2 separate regions of the Homo sapiens genome follow, and region 1 is linked to region 2. Evidence: chromatin loops called from intact Hi-C (ENCODE). Cell type or tissue: dorsolateral prefrontal cortex. All regions are shown on one strand. Each heading gives the region's core, and the rest is flanking DNA. Links, peaks and the distances in the headings are about the cores only.

Region 1 (8,339 bases), core at 324-8,323, 92 kb after region 2:
ATGTGCTCCCTGCTGCAAGGGGTTGAGCGTGGCAGGCTGAGTAAATGGGGTACCCCCGTCACAAGTCTGACAAAGGGGTTGAGAAAAATCCTGCATCACCTTGGCAACTGGATAAGTCAGTTCACTTAGTTTACAATCTCCACATACTCATTTGTGATGCAATAAGGGCTGATTGTAACATAACCCAGTTTTAAAATCTCAAGTTTAATGAGTAAAACAAAATGCACAACTGGTAAAGCCAGTTGTATATTTTTTTTAAACATAGGAATACTTATGAGAAGTTTGAGCTAGGGGTGGTGGCTCATGCCTGTAATTCCAGCGCTTTGGGAGGCCGAGGTAGGTGGATCATTTGAGGTCAGGAGTTCAAGACTAGCATGGCCAGTGTGGTGAAACTCCATCTCTATATTTTTATATTTCATAAAATATAAAAGTTAGCTGGGCATGGTGGCACATGTCTGTAGTCCCAGCTGCTTGGGAGGCTGAGGCAGAAGAATCACTTGAACCTGGGAGATGGAGGTTGCAGTGAGCTGAGATAGCGCCACTGCACTCCAGCCTGAGCGACAAAGTGAGACTCCATCTCAAAAAAATAATAATAATAATAAGAAGAAGAAGTTTGAAATGTGTGATTAGAACCTTGCTATTCAAAGTGTGGTGCCTGTGGCCGAGCATGGTGGCTCACATCTGTAATCTGAGAACTTTGGGAGGCTGATGTGGGAGGATCACTTGAGGCCAGGGGTTCAACACTAGCCTTGGCAACATGGCTAGAGCCTGTCTCTACAAAAAAATAAAAAATTAGCCGGGCATAGTAGCACATGCCTGTGGTCCCAGCTTCTTGAGCAGCTGAGGTGGGAGGATCCTTGAGCCCAGGAAGTCAAGGCTGTAGTGAGCCATGAAGGCACCACTGCACCCCAGCCTGGACAATAGAGCAAGACCCTGTCTCAAAACAAAAAAAAACCAAAAAGTGTAGTCCCAGGACTAACAATATTAAGTTATCTCAGCGCTTTATTAGAAATGTAGAATTTAGAGGCCCATCTCTGACCTACTGAAGCAGAAGCTGCATTTTTTTTTTTTTTTTTTGAGATGGAGTCTCGATCTGTAGCCCAGGCTGGAGTGCGGTGGCACAATCTCGGCTCACCGCAAGCTCCGCCTCCCAGGTTCACGCCATTCTCCTGGCTCAGCCTCCCGAGTAGCTGGGACTACAGGTGCCCGCCACCACACCTGGCTAATTTTTTGTATTTTTAGTAGAGACGGGGTTTCACTGTGTTAGCCAGGATGGTTTTGATCTCCTGACCTCGTGATCCACCCGCCGTGGCCTCCCAAAGTGCTGGGATTACAGGCGTGAGCCGCTGCGCCCGGCCAGAATCTGCATTTTAAAAATATCCCCAGGTGATTGCTGTGCATGTGAAAGTCTGAGAAGCCTAGTTTAGAATTCTGGCTCCCCCAATTTCCTGTGAAACTATAGGTGCATCATTCATCGTTGTGACTGCAGATTTCCCATCTGTAAAATGGGAAAGAGTGATGCTTCACTCATGTACACATTCGATAATTACTGATTGAATATTCATTGCTCTGGGGATAGAACAGCGAACAAGACAAATAGTTTTTCAGTCCTCTTCTAGCTCTAAAGTTTCACAGCTCTTTAATCTGATTCCTTGATATAATTATTTTTCCCTAGGCTTTCACTCCCTGCCCCACCTCCCGATCTCATGAGAGTACTTACAGCATCACGCAATTTTGCATAAGAAGACAGGTGCCAGAGAAAATGGGAGAAAACAACTCCCTCAAGATGGGAAACCCACTTAAAATTGGAGTAAGAGAATGAACACATACATTAAACGCCCACTGCTGCTGCCAGCTTGCTACAAATTCCCTCCATAAGGAGTCTAAGATTCCCTGACTTGACTTTCAAAATTGCTCCACAAATCATGGGAGATTTCACAGTATTTTACAAACAGCATGATTCTGACAGCATGTCAGGCATCTACTGTTGTGTCTTTCTAGTATCTCTAAAAACAAACCCATAGGGCATGCTAGAAAAAGTGGCAGAGGAGGTTCAGCTGTAATTATAAAGCCCAAACTTGCTGATATTTGCCACCAGCCAAGGGGCTTGAAACCTTTTTAAATTCCATTAATAGGCTATTAGGCAGAACAAAACAAAATGGGGAGGAGAATAAAAAGAAAATGGCCATCCTGGCCAACATGGTGAAACCCCGTCTCTACTAAAAATACAAAAATTAGCTGGGTGTGGTGGCGCACGCCTGTAGTCCCAGCTACTCAGGAGGCTGAGGCAGAAGAATCACATGAATCCAGGAGGCAGAGGTTGCAGGGAGCTGAGATTGCACCACTGCACTCCAGCCTGAGTGACAGAGCTAGACTCCGTCTCAAAAAAAAAAAAAAAAAAAAAGGAAAGCAAAAAGAAAGAACTGCAATACCATCAGGACTAAACTCCATTACTATTCAGTGGCACCAGGTACCTTGGGCCTTTGGTCTAGTGCCTTCATTTAGCAGCAACAGCTCTTTACAGCTCATTTAGAGCTGTAAAGGAAAAGCCACAGCTGTCATTTTAAAATGGCACTCTTTTCCCTTCAGAGGTTAGATTTTCAAAGTGACTCTTTTCAAAAGCTTAAGGAAAAATTGATTTGTAAGACAAGACACTAGATTTTACAAAATTGCTCCTTTACTGGCCCTTGAAAATAGTGTGACTCTTCTTTATGCATAGGAGAAACAGGGCGCTATTCTGCCAGTAGCATCTCTAGTCTTCTATATTTGCAGAAACGGGTTGAAACAACATGGTTCAGATTATTTGTTGGTAAAGAAATTTTGTTAATTAATTATACCACTGTTTATCTGTACTTTTAAGTCTTAATGAGTGCCCAACACATATTAATATCAAAAACATATCAATAAATATTTGTTAAATTAATAAATAAAATAGTGTTCTGAAAGGCGACAGAAAATATAATTTAGACCCGCAACTGTCAAGGACTCAGCAGTTAGTTATATGACCGGTCACCACCTACCACCTGCTTCTTCAGCAAGCCTGTTTTAATGAAAAAGAAAAAAAGAAAAGCCATTGATTTATATCCTTTAGTTCCAGTTTGACCCCAGGACTGCTCAGTATTATGGTTTTTCAGGAGGCAAGCTCATTAAAAAGCAATGCAGGGTGAGGCAAACACATCACAGTCAAATGGCTATGTGACTGCAAAATCCTCCTGAACCAAACATTCACCTAATGAGCTCGGTTTGTGAGTTTTGAATTATAATGAATAACAGGCAGCGTCTGAAGCCCTAAAAAGCGTGTGTGTGTGTGTGTGTGTGTGTGTGTGTGTGTGTGTATGTAAGCAATGGCTTCTGAAGCACACTTTACAAAAGTATGTGCTTTAAAGAAGCCAGCTGAAGGTTTTATGTTCACTGCATGCTCATTAGTAACTGGTCTCATTTCTGCTGTGTTTACTTCTTCTTCTTCTTTTTTTTTTTAAAGAAATCATAAGGATACAATTAAAATCCCAGTGACTGGTGGTTTCTGCTAGAGAGATAAACAGTACCTGACCCCATGTGATCTGTTGCATGAATAGATCAGGATTTCATCTTCAGGCAACTTGATTTTGGATGGTTGCTAAGGAGACTATTGGTATCTCTGTGTCCTAGGTGCCCCATTGCTTGGAGAGAATTACAGCAGATTTTGCCTGTTATTTACCCAGAGAGAAAATCTGAAAACTCATTAAGACAGTGAACACTTTAAGATTTTGCTGGTCTTTTTAATGTTTTGAGTGTTTCTGGCTTTGGAGTGTAACTGGTGAACATGTTGGCATCTAAATGCGTATGCTTTCAGAAATGACAATGCAGCTTTGTTATAGAAAAGAGGCGTAAGTAGTCAGCGTCTGGGTATCAAATTCTGTGACCCAGCTCGTGGCACAGGCCTGTATTTGTTTCTTTGTTTTCTTTTGTCAGAGTCAGGAGATCAGGATTAAATCCCAGCTTTTTTTTGTTTTTCTTTTCTTTTCTTTCTTTTTTTTTTTTGAGACAGAGTCTCACTCTGTTGCCCAGGCTGGAATGCAGTGGGGCATTCTCAGCTCACCGCAACCTCCGCCTCCTGGGTTCAAGCAATTCTCTTGCCTCAGCCTCCTGAGTAGCTGGGATTATAGGCATGCACCACCACACGCAGCTGATTTTTGTATTTTTGGTAGAGATGGGATTTCACCATGTTGGCTGGACTGGTCTTGAACTCCTGGCCTCAAGTGATCCACCCACCTCAGCCTACCAAAGAGCTGAGATTACAGGCGCGAGCCACCGCACAGGGCCCCAGCTTTTTTTCTAATAAGCTATATGGCCCTGGGCAAATATCCTCTTGACACTCAGTTTTCTTATCCTAAAAGCAGAAAAATAGTTAATGCCTGACAGTGTTGTTTGTGAGGATTAAAGATGATAGTGAGAACATGTCAAAAGCTACTCATAAATTACAAACAGCTGTCAGTTACTGTCCTAAGTGTGGTTCCCCTAGGGCACAGACTTTCAGGAAGTTACCCTCCAACATGTATATTAAGGAGTCCTAGGATCAGTGATCCTGGAAGGAAAAAGAAGGAAGCAGGATAAGTAGAGGGAGAAATCGAAAGGTGAATAAATGCAGGCCCAACAACAGACTCAGCTAGCCCTACTGGTGAGCTCTGATGTTAGAATGGCCCTTCAGGATTGTCTTGAATAGAACAAACCTTTTTTTCTCCCTGCAACCCTACCCCCATTCGTATGTTGAAGCCCTAATCCCCAGTGTAATGGTATTTGAAGATGGGGTCTTTGGGAGGTAATTAGCTTTAGATGAGGTCGTGACGGTGGAACCTCCATGATGGGATTAGTGTCCTTATAGAAGAGCAAGAGACGAGAGCGCTCTGTCTCCACCATGTGAAGTCACAGTGAGGAGGCAGCTGTCCGCACACCAGGAAGAGAGCCTTCACCAGGACCCCAACCATCCTGGCACCCTAATCTTGGACTTGCAATTTGTTAAAAACCTGTTGCCAAGCCAGTGCACACCTGTGCAGATTATCTCCAACACCTGCCCTGCCAGCTTAACTTTGTCTCTTCCCTTGCTTTATGGAGGTAGAAACTATTTTCCAGAAAAATCAAAAGGGGAGAGGCTCTGAATCAGAGGCTACAGGGCTCTTCAGAGGGCAGGAGTAAAGATCCAGACTGAAAGGGAGGAGTCTGCATGTGGAGCAGTGGCACGCTAGAGAGATTGCCCAGCTCCTCGCATGCCAGCAGCCACGTATAACATCCAGGCAGGAGCCCCAAGGTCCCCTTCCCGAAAAAAGGGGACATCCCCAGGGAACAGACTTCCTAATACTGGTTATCACTGTCATTTTTATAAGTCTTAAGAGTTGATGAAAAAGAAAAGTTGTCATTTTAGTGAAACAACTTGACTAAGATTTTAGCAAACCAAATCAGGCCCCAGTTGCAAAATAGGCTGTTTAGGATATGCTGAAGAGAAGGCGTTCAGGACAAATACTCTGAAGAAAAAAGACTAGAGTTGAAGAAATTACACCCTTTCTGTTTGGTCTGGGCCAATCATTGTAAATTTCCTGATGTAACAGCCTATAATAAGGGACCTAACTGATTGGGTGATAGATTAGAGAATCACCCTGCAAGGGCCCCTCAGGCACTCTGTCCTCAGTCCTGAGATGTCAATGGTCAACCTGAATCCACAACCTTGGCCTGTCTAATAATAAACACTCCTTCTCTGGGTTAAATAATTAAAACTGTATCCTTAGGAAGAAATAAAAACTAAAATTACACTGTAGATATGGAGAAGGATAAATAAATGTAGATGAAGGCCAGGCACAGTGGCTCACACCTGTAATCCCAGCACTTTGGGAGGCCAAGGTGGGCAGATCACTTGAGCCCAGGCATTCAAGACCAGCCTAGGCAACATGGAAAAACCCCATCTCTACAAAAAATATAGAAAATTAGCTGGGCATGGTGGCACGAGCCTGTAGTCCAGCTACTCTGGAGGCTGAGATGGGAGAATCACCTGAGCCTGGGAAGTTGAGGCTGCAGTGAGCTGTGATCAAGCCATTGCACTCCAGCCGAGGTGACAAAAATAAAATAATTAAATAAAATAAAAACATAGATAAATAAACATAGATATAATTTTAAAAATAATTAAATCAGGCTGTGCATAGTGTCTCACCCCTGTAATCCCAGCACTTTGGGAGGCCAAGGGGGGGTGGATCACCTGAGGTCAGGAGTTCGAGACCAGCCTGACCAATATGGTGAAACCCTGTCTCTACTAAAAATACAAAAATTAGCTGGGTGTGGTGGTGTGCACCTGTAATCCCAGCTACTCGGGAGGCTGAGACAGGAGAATTGCTTGAACCTGGGAGGTGGAGGTTACAGTGAGCTGAGATGGTGCCACTGTACTCCAGCCTGGGCAACAGAGCAATCTTGGCTCATTACAACCTCTGCCTCCTGGTTTCAAGCGATTCTCCTGCCTCAGCCTCCCAACTAGCTAGGATTACAGGCGCCTGCCATCATGCCTGGTTAGTTTTGTATTTTTGGTATAGACGGGGTTTCACCATGTTGGCCAGGCTGGTCTCAAACTCCTGACCTCAGGTGATCCATCCGCCTTGGCCTCCCAGAGTTCTGGGATTACAGGCATGAGTCACCATGCCTGGCCTCTGATCAGTTTTATAATCATTGAAATATATAAATATTTTGCTTACTTTCAAAGTAATTACTACATTTAAAGAACATTTAAAGAAATCTAAGATATTAGACTTGCAAAAAAATTTAATTGACCATTTGCAATTAATGTATGCTTGGAGACAACTCATTTGTAAAATTATGACTTTGATTAATTAGTGTCGTTTGTAAATAAAGGAACACCAATTGTTTACATATTAATAAATTCAGGATTAGACAAAGTATAAGTAGCAGTGAATATTCCTTTCTAAGAAGAAGATCCCCAGACAGTCCAACAAAATGAAGCTTTGAATAAACTTGTACACACAGAGTAACCAATCAACAATTTTTTTTTTGAAACGGAATCTTGCTATGTCACCCAGGCTGGAGTGCAGTGGCACAATTTCAGCCCACTGCAACCTCCACCTACCAGGTTCAAGTGATTCTCCTGCCTCAACCTCCCGAGTAGCTAGGACTACAGGTGCATGCCCCTGCGCCTGGCTAATTTTTGCATTTTTAGTAGAGACGGGGTCTCACTATATTGGCCAGGCTGGTCTCGAACTCCTGGCCTCAGGTGATCTGCCCACCTCAGCCTCCCAAAGTGCTAGGATTACAGGCATGAGCCACCGTGCCTGGCCTCAATCAACTTTTTTTTTTTTTTTTACAGCTTTACTGAGGTATAAGTAATGAACAATAAGTTGCACACATTTAAATTGTATAACTTAATTAGTTTTTGCATATTTAAATACTTGTAAAACCAACTATCAAGATAATGAACATTTTGGCTTAGGCTCAAATGATTCCCCTTGCTCCTTTGTGATCCAATACTTCCTCCTTAACACCCCACCCCACGGCCCAGACAAAATTGGCCTGCTTCTGTCCCTACACGTTAATTGTATTTTCTAGAATTTTACATGAACGGAATCACACAGTATGTACTCTTTTTGTCTTGCTTCTTTTAACTACTATAATTATTTTGAGATTCATCCATGTTGTTGCATATACAACAATTCATTCTTTTTTTTTTTTTTTTTTTTGAGTCAGGATCTCCCTCTGTTGCCAAGGCTGGAGTGCAGTGGTGTAATCACGGCTCACTGCAGCCTTGACCTCCCCGGGCTCAGGTGATCCTCCTTCCTCCTCAGCCTCCCAAGTAACTAATTGTTTTTTTCTTTTTTGTAGAAATGGGTTTTGTCATGTTGCCCATGGTCTGGAACTCCTGGGCTGGAATTCCTGGGCTCAAGCCGTCTGCCTGCCTTGCCCTCCCAAAGCCTGGGATTACAGATATGAGCTGCCGCAGTCGGCCCATTCTTTTCTATTGCTGGGTAGTGTTCCATTATATGGATATACCACAATTTGTTTCACCATTCACCAATTGATGGACACTTGGGATATTAGATATAAAGTGCTAATAACATTTATGTACAAGTCTTGGTGAACATATGCATTCATTTCTATTGAATAAATACTTTAGGATTGGAATGGCTGTGTCATAGGTTATGTATATGTATAACTTTTAAGAAACTGTCAAGCTGTTTTCCAAAGTGGTCGTTTCATTTTACATTCCTACCAACATAGTAAAAGAGTTTTAATTGCTCTATAGCCTTGCAACACTTGTTATAATCAGTCTGTTTCCTGCAAATTATTCTAGTGGGTGTTTAATTCTATTTCAT
Region 2 (8,339 bases), core at 105-8,104:
AGACAGAAGCTCCCTGTTCTTATCAAACGCAGCTTCTAAAACCATTCCTTTTCCTTGAAGAGTGTCTGAATTTTATAGAGGAATGATCTGTTAAGTCTAGGAGAATTATCATACTTTTTGTATCTTCCAGTCGGGAGGGATAACCTCCTGGTAAGGTTTCACTTCCTTCCATGGCATGGGAGTATCTCTGGCATATAAATGGAGCAAGTGTATATATTACAATGATGTCCTGCATCAATCACGGGATGACAAAGACCTCATTTCCCATAAGGAGTTGGTAAAAAGATGGGAATTCCTGCTGGAATGAGTTCTGCCTTATGCAGATGGTAGGACATTAGTATTACCTCATAGTGGAAGGTTCTGCCAGAGTTTAGTTAGGCATTGGACCCAATTAACTATAGGATATACTCATACTAAGGACCAGTTTAAATTCTCAAAGTTGGTTATATATGATTAAAGCTGTCTAAGACAGAGGTGATCTAACTCTAATAAAGAGTTAAGGTACTGAGTAGGAAACAGGACCCCAATCTTTCAAATTTTTATATGTTTTTGCCTGCAAAGGCAGATAAAATCTTCAAATCTAGTGGCCAAGTGGATCCAGGTAAGCTAATCTTTGACATGTGTGGTTTAAACCCTTCTGCTGAAACCATTAAATTGAGCAGTTCCGGTTTGTATCTGCAAGGCAGAGAAACATAGTCCCATGATCCAGGGATGTCTCCCTTGGTATAGGTACTGAAGCACCATTTTTATAGTTTTAGGGCTGTGGAGACCTTACAGATATTACCTTGGACAAGCAACACCCACTCGCCACCCCCTAGCAAGTAAATATAAATTTAGAATAGACTAAAACGAGATAATCTGGCTTTCTCCTAAGGGGCATGTGTACCACCACAGGCAGCAATGATCAATGAACTCCTATAATTTCCATGAACTACAGTCATCTTGCTTTGCTGGAGGTAATATGGAGTATTAGGCATACAGCGGGGCCTACTGGGTGCCTTTTTTTTTTTTTTTTTGGAGACAGGGTCTTACTGTGTTGCCCAGACTGGAGTGCAGTGGCGCTATCTCCACTCACTGCAACCTCCACCTCCCGGGCTCAGGCGATTCTCCTGCCTCAGCCTCCCAAGTAACTGGGACTACAGACATACACCAACACACCCCAGCTAATTTTTTTTTTTTTTTTTAATTTTTGGTAGACAAAGGATTTCCCTATACTGGCCAGGCTGGTCTCAAACTCCTGGCCTCAAGTGACCTGCCCGCCTCAGCCTCCCAAAGTGCTGGGATTACAGGCATAAGCCAACATGCCCGGCCTACATTTTTCTTCTTTAAGTCTGCAAGTTGGGCCAAAGAGGACACAAAAGTCCTATGGATTTGTATAAGCCAGGCACTAAGACAAAGCTTCAGTTATACTACTGTTGCCAGGCCATGGGTGGCAAAGAAATCACACATGTCAACTTTGCAGAAGAACACCAGAGTGAAGTCTAGAGTGAGAAAAAACAATCAAGGAGAAGAGGCACAAGATGGAATGGTTCAGAGTCTGTTCAGGCAAGCCTGCAGAAACGAGCACTCATCAGTGGTTTTGAAAACCTGGCAGGAGAAACCAAAAGTGAGTGAGCTAGGAAGTGTAAGGTGGCCCTGGGGTGATGACTGAAGGTCAGCAGTCCCACTTCCAGCTGTCCTGACTCACTCCTGCCTTCTCATCACCTCATGGAAGCCTATCCTCCAACAGCAACAGCATTGGGGCTTCCCATGAAGACATCTATAGACAGGCCAAACAGGGTGTAAGGAAGCAGACCCAGAGTACATAGTATCTATCCACATCACTTTATTTAAACAAGAACATGCTAGCACAGTCTCCATCACTATACTACAGTTATGTTGTACTAATTCTGGTATCCTATAAAGTTCAAAAAAAGAGGACTATACCTATAAATGAAATTGTTATGCCTTTTTGATTTTGCTATTATATGATGCTACTCATGTGCAGTGACTATTTGTAATGGTAACACAAGAATTCCATGAATGTACTTCCAGAGTTGTATCCCTTCTCCCTCAAAATCTATTCAGTATTTCTTAAAAAGTTGTATTGACAGAAAAGACTTAATCTAAAAAAGCAAAATCAAGACAAACATGAGATTGTCAGAATATAAGAGTAAGTCTTATTAAGTGCTGCAGGAGTAAAGGACGTTTTAGTCAAAATGTTGGCTTTGCTGTGAAGTCCTAGATAAAATACTAAAAATTCTCTGGAATGCAATGTTATCTTTGGTGAAATGAGGAAGTTGAATTTCACAGTCTCTAAGCAAAAACACAGCTCTAAAAACATTATGCCTTAGTTTTCTAGTTCGATTTCAACGAACTTTTGATCTCAATAATACATAAATGTTAACTTCAAGATCACTATAAGAATATAATTTTTTATACCTGAAAATCTAATATTGTTTAAAGAAAATAAGAAGTATGCATTTTAGAAGAATCTCTTCCAATATTCCTATGTCAACATACAGTTAAATAATTTTAAAATACTTTTAATGCAAGAGAAATATAAACTAAAGTCTAACTTTTAACAGTGTGGCCCAGCGCAGTAGCTCATGCCTGTAATCCCAGCACTCTGGGAGGCTGAGGTGGGCAGATCACCTGAATCCAGGAGTTTGAGACCCGTCTGGGCAACATGGCAAAAACTTGTCTCTACAAAAATAAATTAAAAACTAAAACTACAACAAAAAACAATGTAGTTTCCCAGAATAATTTAGCAGATAGGCCAAATAATAGTGTACTGGGGACAATGTTTACATTTCTTACCACTGAGCCTTTAAATGCTAGAAGTGAAACCTCAGAACCCTAAATTGCTTTGGAAGGGAAGTTATAGGGGAAAGAGGAAAAAGATGTGAGAAGTGGAGGGTGACATCATTCACACTGTTCCAGCTCCCAAGTTGAAAAACAAGGTTAGGCTTTGGTGATTTATTTTGCCCACTGTGAAACAAACAAACAAACAAACAAGAAACTAACTTACCCATGACACTATTTTGTAGTAGGTATTCTGAATCTAGATCTTTCTCCTATCTTCCTACGGTATATACATGCATGCACATACACAGTCACAGTATTTTCTATAATTGTCCAAGTCTTTGTTCAGCACAGAAGCAGGCTCCGAGTGAAACAAGTTCATGAATTTTCCACAGAAAATCTTAAGCAAAAAAATTAAGTGATTACTGTAAAGCCTATTTGATTTTTTTTTTACTTTTAGGGTAAATAAAATAATAAAAAATAAAAAATAAAAAAAATTCTTAACATCCTTTAACATAGATCTCCAAATCAGAATCATATGCAAATCCAATTAAATTCAAGTGCAGTGTCACAAGTAGCAGGTTAAGTATTCTTATTTGTGTCTCAAAAATGACTACAATACTTTGAAATGTGTGACTTTTTCCGGGAAAGAAAATTGTATACACCTAGAATTTTCACCTTATGTTTCCTACTTAAATTTACTTTAAAAAGATGACACTAAATCAATATACATTATTTTCCAAAAGATGACAATATTATTCAACATTAAGCCTGCCTGATTAAAAAATAACTTAGGCATTTAGAAATAGTTAAACATTCACATTTGGATGAAGAATTAAACATTTGGATCTGCTTAACTGACAAGAGGAAATTCAATTTATTCTGAGTAACTCTTATTACTTCAAAGGATAGACATGAAAATCCTTTCACAACAAATCCCTTCCCTGATACAGTTAAATGCAAATTCTCTTTTCCGTCTTACTCCAGAAAGCTCCTGCATACATAGGCTGATACGCCACCTACTGCAAAACCGAGCTGACAGCGCAGGCGATGCTGCCAGCGTTTCCATTCCATCACCAGGCTGGGGCTGAATAAAGGCGTGCTTGTGTGGTAGTGTCTCTTTTTAAAAAATCTCAAAGCCAAGAAGAACAAGCTGAAATAGCATCTTCAAAAAATGGAGCGTAAAATAAACAGAAGAGAAAAAGAAAAGGAGTATGAAGGGAAACACAACAGCCTGGAAGATACTGATCAAGGAAAGAACTGCAAATCCACACTGATGACCCTCAACGTTGGTGGATATTTATACATTACTCAAAAACAAACACTGACCAAGTACCCAGACACTTTCCTTGAAGGTATAGTAAATGGAAAAATCCTCTGCCCGTTTGATGCTGATGGTCATTATTTCATAGACAGGGATGGTCTCCTCTTCAGGCATGTCCTAAACTTCCTACGAAATGGAGAACTTCTATTGCCCGAAGGGTTTCGAGAAAATCAACTTCTTGCACAAGAAGCAGAATTCTTTCAGCTCAAGGGACTGGCAGAGGAAGTGAAATCCAGGTGGGAGAAAGAACAGCTAACACCCAGAGAGACTACTTTCTTGGAAATAACAGATAACCACGATCGTTCACAAGGATTAAGAATCTTCTGTAATGCTCCTGATTTCATATCAAAAATAAAGTCTCGCATTGTTCTGGTGTCCAAAAGCAGGCTGGATGGATTTCCAGAGGAGTTTTCAATATCGTCAAATATCATCCAATTTAAATACTTCATAAAGTCTGAAAATGGCACTCGACTTGTACTAAAGGAAGACAACACCTTTGTCTGTACCTTGGAAACTCTTAAGTTTGAGGCTATCATGATGGCTTTAAAGTGTGGCTTTAGACTGCTGACCAGCCTGGATTGTTCCAAAGGGTCAATTGTTCACAGCGATGCACTTCATTTTATCAAGTAATTACCTGTGTCACGAACAAAGGCAACAAGCATGCAGCCAGCAAGCTTCGGAAAACCACAGCATCAAAGACATCCCAAATAACATGCCCAGCTAGCTCTGTACTACAGAGCCCTGCTACTAATCAATTACTGTGAGCTAACGGTATGTAAATTCTATCGCTAAAGATGTCCTTCCTCTGGGGTGTTCCTACTGATCAGACTCTTCCACCTAAAATGAAAACAGTAACCTTCTATATACTGTAAATAAAGACTGAAAGCTTTTGCTATTTATTTGTCCTTAAGCTGTCTTTCAATTCAGATTGTCTTGGGTATTTGCACAAAAAAGAAAGCATGTACATTATCTATCGTTCATTTAAGTAAATGGTAATAAAATATTTTAAGGGGCTATTAATATTTAAAATCCTTTTCTACTATGGCAAAAATCTACAGAGAAACTGAACTGGCAAAATTAACTACCTGGAGCAAAACAGATGTGCAGATCTAACTAAAACAGAGCTATAGTGAAACAAAATGAGATTGTAAGAAGACATTAAAGCTATTGATTTGATTTTTCCATAGCAAGCACCAAAAGCTTATATTCACAGTTCCTGTGTTTCATATTAGACTTATAGCTGAATTGGTATTTTGCTGAAAATTCCTAGAAAACTGCTTGATGACAATAAAAAGTAAATAAAAGCACTGCTACCTTCTTTGATTGTATTAATGATTATAATAAAAAGTTACAGGTCACTTTAAAAGCAAACAGTACCACTTGATGATTTTGCATAAAATTATGCATTGATGTCAACCGGCAGGCTACAGGAACCCTGGCTGGTCCTGGAAGTGACAAAAACCAGCAAATTCAATTCTTTGCAGGCTGAGTTCCCACAAAGCATGGGTAACTTAGTCTCAATAGAGTATCTGTTATTAGAATAATAAAGGAGTTCATTTTCAGAATCATCCTAAGTATCTGTTCATTTTTCAAGCTCAAAAATATTAAATGAACATCACTAAACATTATTCTTATGAAAGAACTTTGATTGTTTTCAATACCTTTTTGGATGCTAAATCTCAGACTCAGTGAGTTAACATTACTTCATGCCAAACAAAAAATTATTTTTAAAAATTACGTTTTATGTATGGCCGTTTCAATGAAGTAGTCTACAAACTTAACTTTAAATGAGTGTATTTTCCCCCTGCAAAGGACAGCTAAATCATTTCACTTGTTCTTTAACTTCTAAGAACAAAATATATTTAAATTTGCTCTTTTAAAATTAAACGATTAAATCTGGTAACTAAATCTTAATTTTAATAATCTCAAGAAGATGTCTGAAAATCTTGACTGAGGTTACATAAATTAGCATATATGCCAAAAGTTTGATGACTCATAAAAACTTAGAATAAGTAAAGCTAATGTTCATTTCCAGAACTATAACTGACTTCTAGTTATAACATCTAATGTAATGTAAAAGTTGGCTGTATATGCTAAAAGAAACCTTTTAAAATCTGTTCTACAAAAAAATTCCTTCAAAAATCACATTTAAAAACCAAATTCCACATTAGCTACATAATATTTTTATATATACTAAGAAAAACAGATTTCTACTAAAACATTATCTTTTACATACTTTAAAACAGCTTAATCAAGACTGAACAAAACTATAAAAACAGGAAAAGAATTGTAAAATTTATTTGAATAGCCACTATAATTGAACTGTTTATATGCCTCTCCAACTTAGGAGTTGACTTTTCCTTGGCATTTGGACTTTGGTAATGAAAAAAAGGTAGTGATTTACTGTCAGAGCAAGATTTTCTCTTACAAGATTTCATTACGGATAATAAAAATAACCCTGACATATCTTTTTACAGGAGATATAGCTGAACAGATCTCCTTAGAAGCATTACAAGTAAGGTTTTTTATCAAATCCAAAGAGGAGAATTTAACTATCTTAACAAAGTTATTATTGATAGAAACCATTAAAAATATCAGATTCATTTTTATGTAGCATCTTTTAGAACTTGTATCTGGACACATTTAATTCCTCCTCACACTTCTAATAAATCACAATGTTCTAAAACAATTTAGTAATCTAGAAGGAAATCTGACTAGACTGACCACCCTTGTAACTTTTTATAAATGTACCTTTTTAAATTCCAAATTACTTGTACTTGGATTTATATATTCAAATGCCTAAATATTGTGCTCTAAGTATACAGAAAATATCTATATTTTAATGTTAGTATTTTCTAAATATATTCAGAAATACTTTCCATTCAAGAAACTCAAGAAATCACACAAAATGTCACTTATAAGTCAGAGTGAAGCTTTCAGAGTATTTCTGTTCCCAGTTACTGAAAAATTTATTTCTCAAATTTTTTCTCATAAGTAAATACTGTTCCAAAAAACAAATCACAAAGTGACTATCTTTCTCAAAAGAAAGGTAATAAAAAAGTAGGTTACTATAGTTGCCATGAGCCAAACATATATTCTCTTATATTTGGAATTACCCCATGCAGTGACTCTAGCACCATCCTTAAAATGTGAGATTATGGCTATATATATATATATATATATATATATATATTTTTTTTTTGTATTTTTAGTAGAGACGGGGTTTCATCATGTTAGCCAGGATGGTCTCGATATCCTGACCTCGTGATCCACCCACCTCGGCCTCCCAAAGTGCTATGATTACAGGCGTGAGCCACTGCGCCCGGCCGGCTTTTACTATATTTTTAAAATGTATATATGGTGGTATACAGAACAAATGAAACACGAGACTTTTCAAATAATTCAAGGAAGATGACTACCATGCCAGACTGAAGATGATGTTACTGAATCAGCTTATTCAGTTTTTTTTTTTTTTTTAAAGAAAATTACTTGTATTTCAATTTGCCACACGTGGTGGCATACACTTGTAATCCCAGCTACTTGGGAGGCTGAGGCGAGAGGATCGCTTTAACTGAGAGGTGGAAGTTGTGGTGAGCCGAGATCGCACCACTGCACTCCAGCCTAGGTGACAGAGCGAGATTCTGTCTCAAAAAAAACAAAAACAAAAACAAAAAAACCCCCACAAAACTTATACTTCAAATGTTACTTACTTTTAGGGTGATAAAAAAAGCTAACATTTATTAAGCATTTTACTATATGCCGGATACCATGCTAGGAACATACATTCTCTCAATTAAACCTCAAACAATTCTAAGAAAGGTATTAATTATTCTTTCCTTTTTACTGATGAAGAAACAGAGACTTAGGGGGTTAAGTAACCTGCCCAAGATTACATAGTTATAAAGAGGTGGAACCAGGATTTGAAGCCCAGGTATACCTGTACCAGAGCCAACAGAAACCACGTCTGATTTTGCAAGCCACTTATATCCCTAACACCTAGAACGTGGCAGAAAACAGGCATTCACAAGGTAGGTGTTGAATACAGAATACCAAAATATAGGTTTGCCTCACTTGATACAACCTTATAATGCAAGTATTCCTAAAACATTGAGTGAAAAACTGAATTTTAGAAAAGTAATATTTTTAATGTCATGTCATTTAAAAAACAGGTGAATCACATGTCTGTTGGCTGCATAAATGTCTTCTTTTGAGAAGTGTCTGTTCATATCCT

Evidence for each region. Hi-C counts contacts between places; a loop is a spot of excess contacts. Peaks named below come from ENCODE experiments on the same cell type or tissue, not always from the same donor. Only the 100,000 strongest peaks of a DNase experiment are listed, where the experiment ranks them.
Region 1: a loop joins it to region 2, with 5 times the contacts of the local background. A loop is called at or near these places in 5 of 110 quality-filtered maps.

What each region holds. Positions count from the first base shown.
Region 1 is chr13:45,097,932-45,106,270 of GRCh38, reverse strand. No RefSeq gene overlaps it. Among named protein-coding and RNA genes, the nearest start is that of GTF2F2, 18 kb to the left of the region's middle. In dorsolateral prefrontal cortex, for the core only: no CTCF peak of the experiment used is centred there; a DNase peak (open chromatin) is centred at 3,917; H3K4me3 peaks cover 912 bases; H3K27ac peaks cover 3,776 bases.
Region 2 is chr13:45,190,187-45,198,525 of GRCh38, reverse strand. The region is part of intron 4 of GTF2F2 (general transcription factor IIF subunit 2); the gene reads right to left. It overlaps KCTD4 (potassium channel tetramerization domain containing 4), which reads left to right. Exons shown (of 2, transcript NM_198404.3): 2 at 3,772-5,673. The coding sequence starts at 3,959. The coding sequence ends at 4,738. Among named protein-coding and RNA genes, the nearest start is that of KCTD4, 6.7 kb to the left of the region's middle. In dorsolateral prefrontal cortex, for the core only: CTCF peaks have their summits at 3,804, 4,895, 5,130 and 5,476; a DNase peak (open chromatin) is centred at 3,835; H3K4me3 peaks cover 3,571 bases; H3K27ac peaks cover 3,695 bases.